Regions from separate parts of the Homo sapiens genome. Here region 2 is linked to region 1. Evidence: chromatin contacts called from ENCODE Hi-C or POLR2A ChIA-PET data. All regions are on one chromosome and are shown on one strand. The core of a region is the stretch at or near the end of the contact, and the rest is flanking DNA. Distances in the headings are between cores, read along the strand shown. Region 1 has its middle 26 kb from the start of LINC02518. Region 2 has its middle 68 kb from the start of LINC02541.

What was found. Hi-C counts contacts between places; a loop is a spot of excess contacts on that map. ChIA-PET counts read pairs that join two places held with the same protein, here RNA polymerase II (POLR2A).
Region 2: a loop to region 1 is called in a map of aorta, with 2.0 times the contacts of the local background. The contact joins two enhancer-like sites. A Hi-C loop is called at or near these places in 1 of 168 maps with a recorded cell type or tissue (aorta). POLR2A ChIA-PET finds 5 or more read pairs at or near these places in 1 of 52 experiments (B cell).

The regions. Positions count from the first base shown.
Region 1 is chr6:113,456,859-113,461,087 of GRCh38, forward strand. No RefSeq gene overlaps it. Among named protein-coding and RNA genes, the nearest start is that of LINC02518, 26 kb to the left of the region's middle. Within about 2 kb of position 1,638, at least 3 of the 41 ENCODE cell types and tissues checked have a DNase peak (open chromatin) inside an H3K27ac peak, as active enhancers do.
Region 2 is chr6:113,716,429-113,720,682 of GRCh38, forward strand. No RefSeq gene overlaps it. Among named protein-coding and RNA genes, the nearest start is that of LINC02541, 68 kb to the left of the region's middle. Within about 2 kb of position 2,828, at least 3 of the 41 ENCODE cell types and tissues checked have a DNase peak (open chromatin) inside an H3K27ac peak, as active enhancers do.

The sequences.
Region 1 (4,229 bases), core at 388-2,887:
AGGATGAGAAGGATGAACTTGAAAACGAGAAAAAAGACACAATTCCTCACATCTTCAGACACATGGAACATCATTTCAACAACCACTGAATGGCTCAGATCCAGATCTCCAATTCCAGGTCTAGTGCTTTGCCAGTTCTGTTGTGGCAATGTGTATTAAAGAAAAAGAATGGCTAATTTGCTAATCACACATTCTGTAACAAGATCCATTCATATCTAAAACTTTTATCTGGTAGGAAAGGGATAGACCAGAAGCTGCATCTTTTATAGTCTTCTCCCTGAAGTTACCAAGGTTGATTTATGTTTTTATTTTGTTACAATCTTCTGCTTTCTTCCTGACTTCCTTTGGTTGGTTATCCATTCCCTGAGATTTGTTTTCTTAAAAGAAGGATGGAGGATGATGTTAGCTGGCAGCCAGGAAGTGGGTGTCACCGCCACAAAAGGTCAGTGGAGGGCTACAACCAGCATCATGGAAAGGGGCCTCTTAGTAAGGAAACATGGCCGTGCATTTCTCCAAGACCACGTGACAACCAAGAATCCTCTAGAGCTGGACAAGAGGAAATATTCCGGGAATGGCTTTGTGGTTGGCTGGACATTTGCACAAAGTCCTAAGAGAATTTTTAAGGGACCTGCCCAAACTCTGCCTGTCTATGTAAAAACTTTACTTGCATTCTTTGTTTCTTCATTTTCTACATTAAGACTGATGTCAAAATGAAACATAATTGGGCAGTTAGCAGCATTGCAAAAGCAATGAACTGAGATGTAACCCATTCATAAATAAAACCTATTACTTAATCGTTTACATTCATACAAGTATTTTTAGTTTTTGAAAATAACCAAGGAAATTCTCAGAAAATGTCAAGAGAAAAACTCAAAAGAAAGCCTCTCACAGACATGCAGGAGTCTGATAACAGTTTAAAATATTAATCTGACCTATTTTTTTTTTTACTTGTTACAACTTGGGCTTGCTCTAGATCATACCATCTTTAATTGGTGCGTTTGCTTTGCACTAGACTGTTTGCCTTTCTTCAGTTAACGAAGGAATTTTCCTGCATGAAATGATACAAACAAAGGTCAGATATCTGGGGCCAGAGTGTCAGCAGGAGCCCATGTTCTGGACTGTAAGGGGTAAATTACCACTGGTCACAAAGAAAAAGAGAGAGAGAGAGTAATTGGGTCTTGGTTTTCTGTTTTCCTGCAGGAAGATAATTGTGTTATTCACATGTCCATTTCCACTTAAGGAAAAAATAAACACATAGCAGATTACAGTATTCCAACACTCTGAATTACCCTTCTTTATCTCCATTTTAAAAGCGAAAGTCTTTTTCTATAACCGGTTAATTCCTGAGCTTCTGTCTTGTCTTCTTCCTCACTATGGAAGGATTTCTTCCCAGCACATGTTTATGTATTTTGAGGACTAACTAGTATTTCAAACTTCAGTATTCTTGCTTTTCTTTACCACACACTAATGAGAATTATTCTTGAATAACATTGTGCATTAATTATGGCTCCAGAGAGCAAGATTCCATTCAAGTTCAAGATAGGTTAATTCTAATTAGCATAAAGGTTAGAGATTGAATTTGAAAAGCTACTGTAATAAGCCATGAAACAACCAGGAAAACCACAGATTTTCTCTATGGGTAGTGATATATTGTGTTTGTTTATTTGTTAACACAAGCCGTAGTTCAGGAAGGGGCTGGATCATCAGACAGCAATGAGACCTGGAAAGGATGTGGGTAGTTGGACAGGGGCAGGGAGAAGAGAGTGCATTAAGAGGAATTAACAGAAAATATAATATGTAATCAATCCCTCAGCTCAGGAGGCAGCAATCTTTTCCTGTCAAAAGCCAGAGAGCAAATATTTTAGGCTGTGTGGACTACATACAATCTCTGTAGCCAATTGTTCTTTGTTTGCTTGTTTTTCTTAGAATGCTTTAAAAGATAAAAGCTATTTTTAATTTTTAGACCAAACACAAACAAGACGCATGCCAGACTGGGCCAATGAACTGTAGTTTGTGAACCCTGCTTTAGTCCATTTACACACAGCCATTAAAATTGACCTTTTTTAAAAAAAAAAAAAAAAAAGATTCAGAAATAAAGATGTCTAGTTGTTTAAAAATAGCTCAATCAGGTCATGGGTCAAATATGAGAAAACTTTTGGATTGTTAAAATATAATCCAGGGTGGGCCAGGCACAGTGGCTCATGCCTGTAATCCCAGCACTTTGAGAGGCCAAGGTGGGCAGATCACTTAAGGTCAAGAGTTTAAGACCAGCCTAGCCAACATGGTGAAAGCCCGTCTCTACTAAAAATACAAAAATTGGGTGAATGTGGTGCTGGGGGCCTGTAATCCCAGCTACTTGGGAGGCCGAGGCAGAAGAATTGCTTGAACCCAGGAAGCGGAGGTTGCAGTGAACTGAGATCACACCACTGCACTACAGCCTGGGTGACAGAGCCAGACTCCATCTCAAAAAATGAAAATAAAATAATAATAATAATCCAAGGTGTTAAGTCAAAGAGACAGATTTATTTGTGAGTTTTTGTTTTTTTCCCCCAACCCCCCCCCCAAAAAAAATTAAACTTAAAAAGGTGATTGTAGCGTCTAATTAAAGTTTTGGACTTCAAAAATAGAAAATTTACTCTTCTTTATCTATTTGTCTAAAATCCATGAAATATGTCGTAAGAGACCATAGCTGCCTAATATAGTCTGAGGACTGCCAGTTATATATTTCTCATAAATGCCAGGATAATGTTAATTCTTGGTTTGGCTATAAGAAAGGAGGAAGAGGATGAGAAAAACTAAGACAATATAATAACCACCAATAACCGATATAATTAACAAGCGTAAAGACTAATAATTAATAACCATTTAGCTGAACAGATGAGCTTTTAAAAGGCACAATCAAAGGTAAAAACTTTCTTTCTCATCACAAAAATGTAATCAAACAAAGACTACTTAATTATTTAAGATGAGTCTTACAAAAGCTAAGAGTCCTCCTCCATGGTAGGAGATGAGGTCACTGACCCAGGGATTGTAGAATGAAGGTTTTCTGAAATTCCCTTGCATTGCTTTAATGTTAGGGGGAAATACTTTTATCCTATCCCCATCTTAAACACCAAATTCCTTTAAAGTCTTTATGTGAATCTTGAATTCTCCCCTGCAATAGATTCTCACCATTTTCTTATCAAAGAATGGCCGATTCATTAAATTTCAATGAATGCTATTAAAATTTCAGTGGGATGGCCCATGCCTACCTTACAGTTTCATCAACTCCTAATGCCACACACCCTTGAGGTCACACCTTTTCCACATTGACTTGCAGGGAGCCAGCTGCAAGGGGCTGAAGAATTTCCACTGCCAAAATATACCCCTCTGCCCCAGTGACTGAGTGTTCACCTTTACAAACTCCCAGCTATTAGCTAAGGCTTCTGGTTAGGACAAAATGGAGGACAAAATCCAGACCTAGGGACCAGGAAAAATTCTTTACATGACTATGTGTAGTTTTCCAAAACATACCTATGTCACAATTTGCATCAATTAGAGAATATTTTATATGTACCAGAAAACTGCTACTGAAAAGGCAGAAACTAGAAATCCTTGGGCAACATTATCATTTTAACACCGATTTTAATCTATCTGCTTTGCTTACAACACTAAATTACTATTAAATCAAGTTTAGCCGAAAGCTCCTTACATATTTTAACTTCAGCCTAAAAATTTCTCTGTACATAGTGAACTGCAACCTAACTGGACATGTTAACAAACTGTAACCTGTTCTTGTACCCATCACAGAGTTTTGGCCAATCACAGGCAGCCGACTGATTAAATCATGTGCCAATAAGGGAAAACCCAAGCTGTAGCCAATCCAGCAGTTTCTGTACCTCATTTCCATTTATTGTCCATAAATACAACTTGACCATGTGGCAGCTCCAGAGCCCTCTTAGCCCATTCTGGTTCAGGGGACTGCCCAATACGTGAATTGTTCTTTGGTCTATTACACTCTGTTAAGTTTAATTTGTTTAAGGTTTTTCTTTTAACATAACATCATACTACAACAATGAGAGGAATGCTACATTACTCCCACTTTACAGCTGAGAGAACTGAGTCTCAGAAAGGGTAAGTAACTTGCCCACAATACCAGGGCTGGTAAGTAGAGAACAGTGTGAACCCAGGTTGTTTGACTCCACAGCCTGTGTTCTTTAACCCTCTGCTCTTGACAATATTATTCAGAC
Region 2 (4,254 bases), core at 1,578-4,077, 260 kb after region 1:
GAGATGGAGATTCAGGTGATGGAGAGGTGGAGTCCTCCAAGTCCTAAAACAGCAAGAGCCCCTTTATTTGAAATATTTGCTAATAACAGTGCCATTTTCAAGCCACAATTTAAGAAATGCAGCTCTTTCTTGATCCTTGGCTAGGTCATCTGGAAGCGCCAAACGTCTGAGAACAATACTTTGCTACCTCTCCCTTCCTACCCATCTTAGTATAGATTAGATCCTTCCTGTCCTGGCTCCTAACTTCCATTCTGTTGCTTCTAATTGCACTTTACTTCCTAGGTACTTGACACTCAGAATTTGCTGGGTAACCTGCCTGAGGGAAAGTTATTTTGAAAAGTTATCACTCTGTGGTAATGACCTGGAAGCAGTATTTCTGGGAAGATGATGCTGAGGGAGTCTGGAGTCACAGGGCACATGGCTGCTGACAGCCTCCTAAGACCAGTTAATGAGTTGCTGCTGGTTTACAAGTGTCCATTTCTGTGGTCTTTTCAGTTGACCTATTATATTTCAATACATTAATTTTTTTCAGATTCATACTTATAATCAATAGGTAAGTCAGAGAGCTCCCTGTGAAACATTATTTAAAATTAAGTAAATTAAATTTAAAAATTAAATTATTTAAAAACTCCATTCAATGTACACTTAAAAACAGTTAAAATGGTAATTTTTGTTATCACAATTTTTAAAAATTAAAAATGTAATATACCAAAAACAAAGTACATTTTATTAAACTTTTACACAAAATTTTTAGAGACAGGAATCTTGCTATGTTGCCCAGGCTGGACTCGAACTCCTGGGCTCAAGGGATCCTCCTGCCTCAGCCTCCCAAGCAGCTGGGACCACAGGCTCATGCCACCACAGCCAGCAAAAATGAGGCATACTTTATTTCTTTATCTTTTATTTTTTAATACTCTTTAAACCAGATAGTGACACACTATTTTATTTTATTTTATTTTATTTTATTTTATTTTAAGACAGGGTCTCACTCTGTTATCCAGGGACTGGAGTGCAGTGGTATGATCTGGGCTCACTGCAGCCTTGACTTCCCAGGTGATTCTCCCACCTCAGATTCCTGAGTAGCTGGGACCACAGGCACACACATCCATGCCTGACTAATTTTTTTTGTATTTTTATTAGAGACAGGGTTTCACCCTGTTGCCCAGGCTGGTCTTGAACTCCTGGACTCAAGCAATGTGCCCACCTCGGCCTCCCAAAGTGCTAGGATCACAGCCATGAGCCACCGCATTTAGCCTAGGCATACTTCAAATGGCTGCATTGTATGGTATGTGAATTATATCTCAATAAAGCGTGTAAAAGACTCTCCATTCAAAATAGGGAAAAATTTTCAATTCTATTTGCACAAAAGGGGTCACAACAAATGTCCTTATTCTTAGTGGATACAGCCCATTCCTTTCTCTCTAAGTATTTTCAGTCAAAGCAAAACTTTTGGTCACTTGAGACTCAGAGATTTTCTTTAGAAAACACTGATTTAGGTCTCCTAAGGAAAAGAGACCAGGCACTGTGGCTCATGCCTGTAATCCCAGCACTTTGAGAGGCCGATGTGGGCAGATCGCTTGAGGTCAGGAGTTCAAGACCAGCCTGGCCAAGATGGTGAAACCCCGTCTCTACTAAAAATACAAAAATTAGCCAGGTGGGGTGGCGGGTGCCTGTAATCCCAGCTCCTTGAGAGGCTGAAGCAGGAGAATTGCTTGAACCCAGGAGGCAGAGGTTGCAGTGAGCTGAGATCACACCACTACACTCCAGCCTGGGCTACAAAGTGAGACTCTGTCTCAAAAAAAAAAAAAAAAAAAAAAAAAAGGAGAAGGAGAAACTAAAAATAAATATATAATTATGAAGTGTTTCTTTCTATCTAGCTTAATAATCCTACCTTTGTTTTTAGAAAATAGTGAAATAACTCGATTCCATCATTGTTCTTCAATCTCTTTTTTCCCTTCCTCTTGCACTCTCTTCCCTGGAATAATAAGGGTCTTTCTTGAGATGCTCCTGGGGAGGAGAACAGAGCTTTTGTGTGGGCTCCCCAGTTAGTTCAGTGCTTACCTCAGTCAGGGTGTTCTTGTTACCTGCATTCAACAATGTCACACTAAGGTATGAGGGACTAGAAGGGTTACAATGAGTTAACATTCCCAGAGATGGTCCTGTTTGGAAGGGTTTGCTCATTAATTCAAACGGATAAATCTTGGGGGCAGGAGGGTCTGTAGTGGTGGGGCTGGATTTGTCCAAATTAATTTTGGTCAGATGGGATTTTCCATCTACCTCAAACGTAACCACAATAAACTACGTCTGTGTCTGAAGCCATCACCATCTATCTTTCCTTTGGAGTTTCAATCTTTCATTTTATGAGGACACCACTAAGATGGACGATGTATGATGTATCCAACCTTGTCTACAAACTGCCTGATAGGCCTGAAGATGGTCATTTAGAAAATTTCTGTCACTGGAGAAACAGCAAAGCCTTTTGTAAAGCATGTGTCCATATCCTTCACTGTTTACCAAACAAGGATAGGAGGTCAAAAGTTTTTAAATTCATTTAACTCAGAAAGCACCACTTTAGTGTTTCCAAGGTTAAGAGACTTGACCACGGTTAACTGGTCAACTAATAACAAATAACAGAGCTGGAAATGGAAACTAACTCTAACTCTCCTTATTCAAATCCTTTAATTAGTACCAAGGCTTGATCTCCTTATCTGCTTGTGATGGTTGAGAAGCTAAGAAAGAGATTATATGGCTCCTAAGGCCCCTCCTAGGTTTATGACTGTAGGGATTTGACTGCAGGGAAAGTTTCATCAGAATAGTGACAAATTAGCCAACATTGCCCCACCTAAGGGTGACTCAGGGACATTCTGCTGTTTTTATCTGGAGTGATAGGGTCAATTGTCTCTCTTCTGAGGACAACATTTAATATACAAAGGCACAGATTAAAATCTTATGATCTGCCAGGTGTGGTGGCTGTCGCCTCTAATACCAGCACTTTGGGAGGCAGAGGCAAGTGGATCACCTGAGGTCGGAAGTTCGAGACCAGCCTGACCAACATGGGGAAACCCCATCTCTACTAAAAATACAAAATTAGCCGGGCGTAGTGGCACATGCCTGTAATCCCAGCTACTGGGAGGCTGAGGCAGGAGAATCTCTTGAACCCGAGAGGTGGAGGTTGCAGTGAGCCGAGATCGCACCATTGCACTCCAGCCTGGGCAACAAAAGCGAAACCCCAGCTCAAAAAAAAAAAAAAAATAAAAACTTATGATCATCATAGAAAAAAATGTCCAATGCATGATTCAGACTTGTGTAACATCACATAATGATGTCATTGTATTAGTAGCACATTCAAAATGTTTATGCAGAAGGGGTAACAATCTGGTTGTTAGCTGAGAATGGGGATCATGGCCACCTTCTCTTTCCCCAGTACCACCTTGGCAAGGTCCAATTGCATCAGGAGCATAGCAGCCACATCCTCCATTTTCTTCTTAATAAGGAGCATGAACTCTGCAATTAGCCCACCCTTTTTCCATTTTGAGTAGGATCCTTACTTCAAATAGCCTACTTCTGTCCCACCCCTTCCCTACCTATCATCTCCATCACTTATATTCATCTTCTGAGCTTCCCCACTAGTGTCCCTATCTGGTCCTGTCTTCCCTGGTTGCCTCTTCCTACCTGCACAGTTTACATTACACCCTCTGCCTCCCCATTTCTCCCTTGTGAGGTAGTTACTATTACCCTCATTTTACAGAGGAGGAAACTGCAGCAAAGAGCCAGTCTAGTGATATTGGTTTAAACAAGAGTACGCCTTTAGAAGTGAAAGAAGGGGTTGATGAGGCTGTGAAGAGCAAGAAATACTTAAAGAAGCTATCCCAAAAAGCAAGAAACGGGAAGGACACTTTCTTCCTCTTGTTTTTCCTCCAGCAAAGGCCCACTTTACCTAAAGACCTGGAACTCAAGATTCTTTTTTATTTTTTCTTCAACTTTTATTTTTAGCTCAAGGATACGTGTGCAGGATGTGCAGATTTGTTACATAGGTAAACAAATGTGTGTGATGATGGTTTGCTGCATAGATCATCCCATCAGCTAGGTATTAAGCCCAGAGTCCGTTAGCTGTTCTTCCTGATGCTCTCCCTCCCCTGACTCATGCCCCTCCGACAGGCCCTCGTGTGTGTTGCTCCCACCCCATGTGTCCATGTGTTCTCATCACTTAGCTCCCACTTACATGTGGTGTTTGGTTTTCTGTTCCTCTGTTAG